2 separate regions of the Mus musculus genome follow, and region 2 is linked to region 1. Evidence: chromatin loops called from intact Hi-C (ENCODE). Cell type or tissue: gastrocnemius. All regions are shown on one strand. Each heading gives the region's core, and the rest is flanking DNA. Links, peaks and the distances in the headings are about the cores only.

Region 1 (5,374 bases), core at 208-5,207:
AATAAACCCTTTCCTCCTCAGCTTGCATCTTGGTCATGATGTTTGTGCAGGAATAGAAACCCTGACTAAGACAAATTGGTACCAGCATAGTGGGGTATTCCTGTGACAACCTGACCACGAAGGACTTTGGAACTTTGGGCTAGAAGACCTATTCGGTGTTGAGAACTCTGTGAGATATTGTGTAGGAGCTTGGAAGATAATGTTGAGAACAGTGCAGAAAAATGGAGGCCTGGCTTGTGAAATTTCAGAGGGAAAATTAAAGACTCTTTTCAGGGCCATTGCTATTTTGGATTGTGAAGATTCTGTGGTTCTGGTTAGCTGGGGCTGAAGAATCAGCTGTGATTAACAAGATACCAGAACTACTAAAGTAAAACCTTTGCATTACTGGGACTATTGATGCTGGTTAGCTGGAGCTAAGAAATTAGCGGTGATTAAGAAGAGACCAGCATCACTGAGGTGAAATCTTCTGGGAAGTATTTTCTGAGAGCACAGAGGCAGTGTTCCAGAGATAACCAAGGTTGAACCTTGTGCTGTGGATGGACTTAATAAAGTGTAAGAGTTACCCAGGTGGTACTGGTTTTGAAGGCATGAAGGGGTCACGCAGAGCAGCTGAGGCTCGGCACTGTGAGAGGCCATGGAAGGCCATTGGTGAAGGTGCAGCCTCAGTTGCAATTGATGGCCCAGGACTGAAGGGGTCATACAGTGTTTTGGAGATGCCAGTACAATGAGATGACCACCAAGAGCAGCAGCAGTGGAGTACAGGCGGCTGGAACCTAGAAGACAAGGTGTGTGCTACAAAGGGCATGGCTGGAGAAGTGACCCAAGCCCTTGGGGGAGCCCAGAAGATCGTGAGTTAGATCCCAGACATTGGACGGTTGGAGATTGATTTTTGCTTTTGATTGTGACTGTGCCCTGATATATTTTCCTCTTGAAGGAAGTTTTTTAGTGAAGCCCACAGTTAAGAGACTTTGAATTTTAAAGTACTTTGAATTTTAAAAAATACTGGATATTTTAAAAGGATTGAATTTTTTTTTTTTTTAGAACATCTGAATTTTTTAATCCTTCTTTACAGGTTACCTAGACCACTTTTGATTAAGAAAACTGTAGAAAGTTAGTAACTGCCACAAGTGGACGCCAGTTGGTGGCATGTGTCAACTTCCACAGAGTCCTGCTTTGCGGGGTGTCTGAATGCACTGCTCGGGGTCTCTGCTCAAACTTGCTGGAATCACTCCTGGCAGATTTTAGTCCACAGGTCGCTTTTCCCCATATTTCTTTGTAAACTCTTCCACATTCTTACAGAATTTTTTACGGTTTAGAGTATTCTTCAGCTAGGCCAGCCCGGAGTGGGTGCTCAGGCTGGGGGTCATTCGCCAGTGCTGTGAGGGACTGGATTACTTGGTCAGTCTTGGTGGCTGGCTTCCAGTTTTCAGCACTAATGACTGGCAGACAGACCTGCCCCTTCTCATCAATGTTAGGGTGGTAGATCTTTGTTTTAAATGTGATCTTGGGTGGTTTGAATGGATACTCTGCTGGAAAGTTGATTTCAATTCTGAAGGCTCCCTTATCATATAGAGGGTTGTCCTTCATCAGCCTCCTGCTGGTCGCCATCTTGGATCTGGTGCTGCTGCTTGCCCCAGGACTGAACTTTTAATATGTAAAGACTGTGGGACTTTTAAAGTTATTTAAGATCTTGGGGATGAATAAGAACTAAGGGTTGAGGCTTACTAGTGATGTATTTGTGTGTCAAGTTGACAAGGGGTCAATTGTACTGGCTAGTTTTGTGTCAACTTGACACAGCTGGAGTTACCACAGAGAAAGGAGCTTCAGTTGAGGAAATGCCTCTATGAGAACCAACTGTAAGGCATTGTCTCAATTAGTGATCAAGGGGGAAAGGCCCCTTGTGGGTGGGACCATCTCTGGGCTAGCAGTCTTAGGATCTATAAGAGAGCAGGCTAAGCAAGCCAGTAAAGAACATCCCTCCATGGCCTCTGCATCAGCTCCTGCTTTCTGACCTGCTTGAGTTCCAGTCCTGACTTCCTTAGTGATGAACAGCAGTATGGAAGTGTAAGCTGAATAAATCCTTTCCTCCCCAACTTGCTTCTTGGTCATGATGTTTGTGCAGGAGTAGAAATCGTGACTAAGACAGTGACATACACAAGATCAGGTCAACTTGCCTGGTTACTACAAGTGTGCGCTGGCTGGCCTGCACAGCTAAGGCTGGTACAGCTGGAGAAAACCAACCGCAATACCTTGCGCCCTCTGCTGTCAGGGAGTGGCAAAAGCACCCAGGAGCCCGCAGAGCCATTTTGCAAATGCTTAGGGGCTTGGACCTCTCCTGTTGTTCAGAGAAGTCAGTTCTCAGGCTGTGGATTTCCCTGCTTTTGCAAAAGATGGATCTAGATTTCCAAGCTCTTTCCTCTCTTCCATCCTTTCTCTGTGACCCTAACATAGTTTCTCAGCCTCTCTGAGTCTCCATCACTGCCTTGGGGAAGAAGCCAGGATCACTCATGTTCCAACACTGCTCATGGTCCAGCAACCAGTCATTCAAATATTAATTACAATAATAAATGTATGAATAACAGCAAAGCCCTTAGGACTAGCAGACAGTAAGTGCTGAGGGAGAGAATCATATTTCTGCTCTCTGCCAAGTTCTCCTTGGATCTTTAAAGGTTCAAACATGTCAATCACAATAATAGTTAATAATATAGTAACATACTAATAATTAATTGGCATTTCTAGGCTGTTTGAGGCCCAAAGAGATATAATTATGAGGTTTCTTAATCCAAGGATACCATCATATTCACACCATAATAGCTCTGTGATTAACAGAAGCAGAGAAAATTAGCATATAGATTCAGGGTGAGATAAACTTCCCTATGAATAATTCTTTCATCAATTAAAAAAAAAAGATTGTGTGCTCAAGTGCACACATGTGGATGCCTACAGAGGTCAGGAGAGGGTGTGGGATCCTGAATTGACAGTTATAGGAGATTGTGGGTAACCACCTGAGGCAGGTTCTGGAAGAGCAGGGGGTGCACTTGACCGCCTCTCCAGCCTCCAGTCCCTGCCATGTTTACTGTTTTCCCTTTATAGTTTAAACCCTGGCTGCATAGGTGGGGACGACAGAGAACAGTATAACTTTACAAAGCCATGAAAGTGTAGGTGGTGGTTCCAGTGGGCTGGGGAGTCCAGGCCTTGTGTGGAAGGTGAAGAGATCTGGGATAGGGAATGTCCATGAGTAAATCAAGAACAATTTTGCAGCACACGGTGGTGGACACCTTTAACCCCATCCCTAGGAAGGCAGGGGTAGGTAGATCTCTGAGTTCAAGGCCAACCAGGGCTTCATAATGAGACTGTCTTAAAACAAACGTGCTCAGCCAGGATGATATCAATATCCACTGAGCAGCTGGCCTCCCTAACTTCTCCCCACATGGCTTGGGCCTGATGTTTAATCCCAAGAGACAGAATTAATCCAGACCCAGTGAGGGTTTAGGATCTGACAGCTCCCAGGCTGGCATCAGAGTTCCGGCATTGGCGCTTAATCACTTATGACTGTGGGTAACTAAGTTCACCTTCTGAATTTTGGTTTATAAAGTCAGGGAGTTGTTAGGCATTTGGGTTTGGGATATCGACACTTAGATTGAACTCGGCACAAGGAGAGTCCACAATTGTTACTTAGCTATGACTAGGGCTACTTTGCTCCTAGCTGGAAGTCTGGGACTTTTGTGTCCCTCAAAGGGTCCTGTTATCTGGGGGGCACCAGGTGCAGGGAGTCACAACTAATTCTTTACCCAGGTGACAGCTCACCATGCTCAACTGACTTGGCAGCCATCTGTATCTCTGGACACAACTCACGAAAGGATCCAGACAAATTTGGGCTGTTGGGTAGATGCTGGGGTATCTTTGAGATTCAAGAGCTGTGTGAAGCAGGTCTGGGTGTCAGTGAGTGACCCAGTGGGGACAGAAGCTGCTAGTTGGGACTAGAAAGGGGCCATTGGGTACAGGGTGAAATGGGTACTCAATATGGAAAAGTATGGGGGGGGTCCTTAGCTCATGGTCCTGAATTTGATGTGATCCTCCCCCAGCATGTCCCTCCCCCAGCAAGTCCCTTAGGAGTCAGATACCACATCTAGAAAGGGACACTAATTGTGTCTGCCTCCAAGAGTTACTGTAGTCACTTGAGAACTTGTGCGATCCAGGGCCTGCAGCTCCGCACCCCATGGAATGCTGCTCCCAGCCTCCCGGTCATGTGTACACATGCACACTTCACACACACATTTGTTTCTAATCTCTGCTCTAACCTGGTCGCCACAGCTGCCAAACAGCTCCATCAGTTCTTTATAGCCTGAGCAGTAAAACGGCTCCCTCCCTGATTTGGTCACATGAGGTCATTAAAATCCCTATTCCACTAAACCTTTGTGCTGAAATCCTATTCTCATAGCACTCATCCAAGAAGGAGGAACACAACCAGCACTCAGCCTCACATATGATCTTCCATGTTTTGGCAGCTTGTGGAAGTCTCTGAGCCACACACGACTTCAGCAAGTAACAAACACACCAGGCCCCTGCCCTCTGCTGCACTCCAGTCTATAGACGCCCTTCCAAAGGTCCCATCCCAGACACCCTCCAATCACCACAGTGAGACCGATTAACAACAACAAAAAAAAAAAAACAAAAAAAAAAAACAAAAAACAAAAAACAAACAAAAAAAAAACACACACACACATAAAATTTCTTTACTTCTGCGTCTCCCCTTGTAAGAGGAGGCTGGAAATAAAGGGGATTTAATAAAAAAAAAATGGCATAATTAGTTAAATACCTCTCCGTTAGGCTCTCTCCTGCAGAGAGACTAGTCCCAGACAGCTATGACCCTAGGGACCCCAGGGTGGCACTAGGTGTGGCTAGGGAAGGCTAGGTGCCAGAGGCTCCCTGCCCGGCCTTGCTGCATCAGGAAGCCAAACAGGAGGTGGGCAGGATACATCACCACCTTAGAAAGTCCCTAAGGAACTTCCAGAGCTTGGTGACCCAGAGATTGGCACCGAGGTCAGACAGGTACTGGATTTCGGGCGTGAGCATGCGCCGGCAGAGCTGCTCGTGTTGTGGCCCGATGCTCTTCTTGAGGTTGTAACCCAGGATGGACTTGATGCCCAGGGGTTGCCAGGGCTGCATGGCCGAGTCCTGGATGGCCTCAGCACCAACTGCTTGGCCGCCATCTATGCAGATGTGGCGCATGTGCTCGTTCGCTTGGCGCAGCTCGGCTACCTCGCGCGCCATGCGCTCACGCCCGAAAGCTTCCACCTTTCGCCAGAAGCTGGCGTTGAAGTGACGGTAGAGGCGCACGTCCAGCAGGTTCCAGGCGGTGGCTCGGCGGTAC
Region 2 (5,374 bases), core at 252-5,251, 82 kb before region 1:
GATTATTTTTTTAAACTACATGCTACAGGAGAGTCTTTTGCAACCAACTACAGTGGCAATAATAAAATAAAATGGTGACAATCACATACACAATCACATAAGAGCTATTCAAGACTTACACACTACTTATCTCTGGAATTATCTACTTAATACATAGACAGCAACTTGTTACAGGTAGCTGCTGCATAGAAAGGAAGACCAACAGTGAGGCTGCTGACGGCAGATATACATAATCTCAATAGGGGTGAGGAGATGGCTCAGGGGCTAGAAGCATTTGGAGTCCTGGAGGCCCTATAGATTGTCCTGAGATTCACCAGCGACCCTTAACATTGTACCATGCGAGAGAGGTTGTGTCAGCCAAGGGTAATGGCTTCTCACTCTAATAGAGGAAAATCAAGGGACAGCTTGAGGAAGGGTCATGAGACAGAATTGGTTACCCAGGCATGGTGGTATATACCTTTATCTGAACACTTGGGAGGCAGAGACAGGTGGATCTCTGTGAGCTCAGGGCCAACCTGGTCTACACAGTCTAGGCTAGCCAGGGCTACATAATGAGATCCCATCTCAAACAAAAACAAAACAAAACAGCAAACAAATGAGTCTCTAGAATTCTACTAACCTCAGCTTCTCCAGATTGGTACAACTGGTGACAATCTCAGGGCCACCTGTCATGGCATCAACGCTTGATAGAAGAGGACGGTTCTTAGGAATGGCTTTTCTGGGTTTGAGGATTGCTCAACACTTCCAACACTCTCTGGGCTGAAATCTGCCTGGGCCTCTTTGTGAAGGCTGAGCTTTCCCAGTGGCTTGCTGCTCTTGACTTCTCCATTCTAATCCCTCATTTCCGGCATTGATGATAACAGCTAATGAAAATGTGGGTTCGAATCATAGCACTCCCACCTCCACTTGCAGCTGAAGAACTCTGACCTTCAGTGGCTTCTAGTGAAAGAACCTAGTGGGGAAACCCCCACTCAACTCTCGACTAGGCGTGCACCCAAGAATCACGAACAGAACGCCTTGATGTAAATACACGCGGTAGTTTAATGACGGAGCTCTGGACCGACATGCATCTCACACAGGAGATAACAGATGTCAGCCTCGAGGCTCAAAAGTTAGGGGTTTTTATGGAAGAAAAAGGGATAGGGGTGCGAGGAATTTCAACAAAGGTATGGGATTGGCTCATTCAAACATTAACAGAAAGATTACATGTCAGCAAAAGGGCATCAGGACCTTGTTCCTGTGGGCTGGGGGCTTATCTTTGTTCACATAGCAACCAGTTGATGTATGACTTTACCCGGCGTCAAGGGGCAGTAGACAGAGGGGAGGTTCTGGCCAGATGGTGTTGACTCAGACAAGATAGCCCTGCTTGGGTCCTTGCATTCCTTCACTAGAAGCCTTGGGATATAGCTGTCAATGAGGCGGGTCCGTCCCTCCCTGGCCTCTGGCTGGAGGACAATGTCTTTTTAGTGTTCTATGGGAAAGGCCCCAGGGAGGTTGCTCCTGCATCAAGGGATGAGCACTCTGATCATTTGGGCTTTTAGTGCCCATAGTGATTACCATCTCCTACACACACACACACACACACACACACACACACACACACACAAGCTCTACTCCCGAAGGTTACTTCTTACCCTGCCCTTTTCAGTCTTTGCTTCTCAGCACCAAGACTGAGCGTCTCTTTCCAATTACATCCTTTCCCCCATGACATTCTGCCTTCCTCCAGGCTCACAGTGCCGGATGCCAACCACAACCTAAAACTTCAGAAACCATGAAAGCCAATTGTCCCTCCCTCAGGTTATGAAAGGCATTTTTGTCACCACAATAGAAGGTTGACATGGCTGTTTGACAGCTCATTAATCCCTGAAAAACCAGCAGCTGGCTCTGGATCCAGTTCCTACCAGCCAGCTTTGCTCCACAGGCAAGAAGCTGGGCAAATAGATCTCAGATGGGCTGCCTACTCTTTTTCGAAGATGCCCTTTGCCCTAGCGGTTCCGTGAACCCTCTGCTAGGGACGGAGGAACACAACTGTTCCTAGGCAGTCTCAGGTTTAAGGGACAGCCCCACAGCCTGGCCTGAGTCCACATAGTAGACACAGGCCTTGCTATACACGGGGCTGTCCCCCTGTGGAGAGGGCCTCATTTCCACAGTCAAGACTTAGAAAGACTGAGTGATCAGGTATCACTATTGCAAAACTCTGCTGGGTGGGAAGGGCTCCTCAGACCCCACCATTTCACCCACAGTAGGTGATGATGTTGGTGTCACCAGGAGCAGATTCTGTCATCAGTGTCAGTGAGCTGGGTGGCTTTCTAGTGTAAGAGACAAGGCTAGTTGAAGCTTGGAGAAACAGGAAGTCTAACCCTCCAGACAGGGAGGAGTCTGGCTGATACAGCCCAGGTGGGAGTTTGCCTCTCTGGTAGAACCTACATTGTGAGGGCTCAGGCCAGGGTCAGTCACACCTGACTTGTGGCTTTAGGCAGAGCAGAGCAGAGGGGCTAAGGTCTGCCTGCCTCATATCCTTGCTCCCAACTCTCAGAAAGTGTGGCCTTCTGCCCATCACCTTTTCCTGAAGATGCCTTGGGTCCACTCTAGCCCCCGCTGGCCTCTGTTGGTGTGGGACTTACCCTCGTCTGCTGTACCAGTTCCTTTGGGAGGGGAACCTTCTAGAGATATTTCATATGAGCCTCAAGGAGCTCAAAAAGCCCTTGTGCCTTTTTGTCTTAGAACAAGCAGTCTGGCATTTGGGTTCCCAGGCAAGTCCTGGTTAGTTTTAGGGAACACTCAAAATAGCCACTAGGGGGCAGCATATCCTAACATGTGCTTGTCAGCTGGTTCAACTGCTCATAGTGACCAGTCTCTTAGCGAACTGCTCCTGAGTTGTCATTGCAGGCACAAGCTCCCAAGGCCACCCCCATGCCACCACTTGGCTTGTGGCACTCTTCAGTCAGGGCAGAACGAACCCCATAGGCTGTGTGGCTTTGGACAAGTCATTTAATGCTCCTGAGCCTTTGTCCCCTCGGTGTGAAATTCCTAATTATCTGAAGCAACCAAAAAGATCACAGGAGAATGGCTGGAAAGATGTTCATCTGGGTGGCGACTCCACTGCTGCTGGCTCCCACTAGTGTAACAAAAGGTATCCACTTTAAAATGACTGAGTTGTCTCGCCTGATGGTTGATCCAGGTGTAAGACTTGCTAGTCTTAGCAAAGCATTGAGGGATTCCATCTGTAAGGATTTTCTGAGCCACACATGCTATCTCAGGCCTGCAGTCCCACTTCTTAAGAGGCTCTGGGAGGAAGAATGTGAGTTTGAGGTCCATCCTGGGCTGCAGAGCAAGACCTTGTCCTCCTTTGCACCTTAATGAAAAAATGTTTGTGTGACCTCAGAAGTGTGTGTGTGTGTGTGTGTGTGTGTGTGTGTGACCATACCCTCACAAATGTGTAGGAGGTCCCTTTTCTGCTCTGTGCCTAAAGGAAGAGTCTTCTGACCAGATCTTGTGGGGCTGAATCTTCCCAAGTCCTCCTTTGGTAGACACGTTCCTTGACTTCTGATGGCCCCTCAGAGCCACCGTCCTTGGAGTCTTATCTCTCCCCATGACACACCATGTCCACATAATTGCTTCTCCCAGCTTGCAGCATTCTCTGGATGCCCCCATCACAGTGGTGAACCAGGGTAGGTCTGTGATCTCTGTGATCTGTGTACTCAGGAAACTGAGGCAGGAGGATGGTGTGTTCCAGGTCAGCCTATGCTACACACTGAGACTTGGAAAGAGACGAGGTAGAGATGAGTCCTCATTATAGTTTCCTGTGCTGAGTGCCCCAAGAACAGAATGTCAAGTGTGCAGTAATGTAATGAAAGACTAGAACTACTAACAAGTAGAAGTGGGGAATGAAAAAGTAAAACGTAAAAACAAAATTCTAGGCCTTTAGGCCCAGGCGTGGAAATGTGACCTTTGTGACTCAATGCTCCAAGGTATGCTAATCATAAAACAGATGGCGAGATCCCTCCACCCACACGTTTCCTGGGTTCAAAGAGTGTTAATTCAAAGTATGTGCTATTGTTAGGGGCTCTTAGAAACTGTCTTAAGAGATAACCTGAACAATGTGACTTTGCACTTCCTTGTGACTCTTAACTGGTATCTTTGGTATCTTCCAACAATGCCCTCCCCACTTCCTTGAGTTGTGGTTTCTTCCTTTAAATACCCCCTTATCCAGCTACTCGGGGCGCCACGGTCCTCTACCCCTGAGTGGTGTATGACCGTGGGCCCGAGAGCGCTCTTGAATAAAAATCCTCTTGCAGTTTGCAGCAAAACCATTTCTTGTGGGTGATTTTGGGGTGTCGCCTCTCCTGAGTCAGAACGTGGGGGAGTCCTCACGTTGTGGGTCTTTCAGTAACAGTATCACACTGACCGTAAATGTCTTCAATAGTTTGAGATCAACCTGGTGTACATTGTGAGTTCCAGGACAGCTAGAGCTATATAAAGAGACACTGTCTCAGACCGTAAATAAAACAATACCAACCAATTAACCAAATCAAATGTTTCCAGGAAATGTCATGATGGTGACAAGCCCAAAGCTTTGCCACTGTGAGCTATTTTGCAGGAATGAAGACATTCTAGAGTCATTCTAGAGAAGCGGTTCTCAACATGTGGGTCACAACCCCGCTGGGGGTCAAATGACCCTTTAACAGGGATCACCCAAGACCACGGGAGAGCAGACATATTTACAATTCAAAACAGAAGCAAAATTACAGCTATGGATTGCCAATGAAAATGATTTTATGGTTCAACCTGAGGAACTAGAGTAAGGTGTTGCAGCATTCAGAGGGCTGAGAACCACTGCTCCACAGGTGCAACCTCCCTCTGGCTGTCAGGATGCTAAAACAATGGTTCTTCCTTGGGTGTCTCGAGCTGGAGCAGGAAAGAGCTGAAGCCTGGAGCACTCAGAGGGACAGACTCCATAAGCTGTGTGACTTTGAACAACTCACCTAACTCCTTGAGTCTTGGTTTCCAGGTCTCGACCCATCCAGGAGCACAAGGTGACCCAAGACACGGAGTGTTGTGTCGATGACTTCTTGCTCAGAGGTGTGGGCGAGGAGCTATGGGGGCACCCCAGGCTCTGCTGGGGAGTTTCTTCATGTCACTCTGCTTTCCTGCTGGGGCTCTTTTGAGGTCACCTCAGGAAATGGGTGTTGGAGACACTGGTTTACCAAACGAAATAAGGAGGCCAAGCCCTGCCTGTTTCTAGAGGATATCTTAGAAATGCGCTCTGAATGTTGCATGGAGTATAGTTGTGTAGCCCAGGCTGGCCCCAAACTGCCTATGTAGCCAAAGATGACCTTGAGCTCTTGATTTTTCCTGTCCCCACCTCCCAAGT

Evidence for each region. A loop is a pair of places that touch in the nucleus more often than their neighbours do. Peaks named below come from ENCODE experiments on the same cell type or tissue, not always from the same donor. Only the 100,000 strongest peaks of a DNase experiment are listed, where the experiment ranks them.
Region 2: it touches region 1 in a loop (16-fold over the local background); 34 of 42 quality-filtered maps call a loop at or near these places.

The regions. Positions count from the first base shown.
Region 1 is chr11:3,998,673-4,004,046 of GRCm38, reverse strand. It overlaps Gal3st1 (galactose-3-O-sulfotransferase 1), which reads right to left. Exons shown (of 4, transcript NM_016922.3): 4 at 4,719-5,374. The coding sequence ends at 4,981. It also overlaps the pseudogene Gm11954. Among named protein-coding and RNA genes, the nearest start is that of Gm46265, 16 kb to the right of the region's middle. In gastrocnemius, for the core only: a CTCF peak has its summit at 2,264 (motif pointing left); a DNase peak (open chromatin) is centred at 2,260; H3K4me3 peaks cover 12 bases.
Region 2 is chr11:4,080,987-4,086,360 of GRCm38, reverse strand. It overlaps Gm51935 (a long non-coding RNA gene), which reads right to left and starts at 928. Exons shown (of 3, transcript XR_003949843.1): 1 at 620-928. In gastrocnemius, for the core only: a CTCF peak has its summit at 2,791 (motif pointing right); a DNase peak (open chromatin) is centred at 2,812.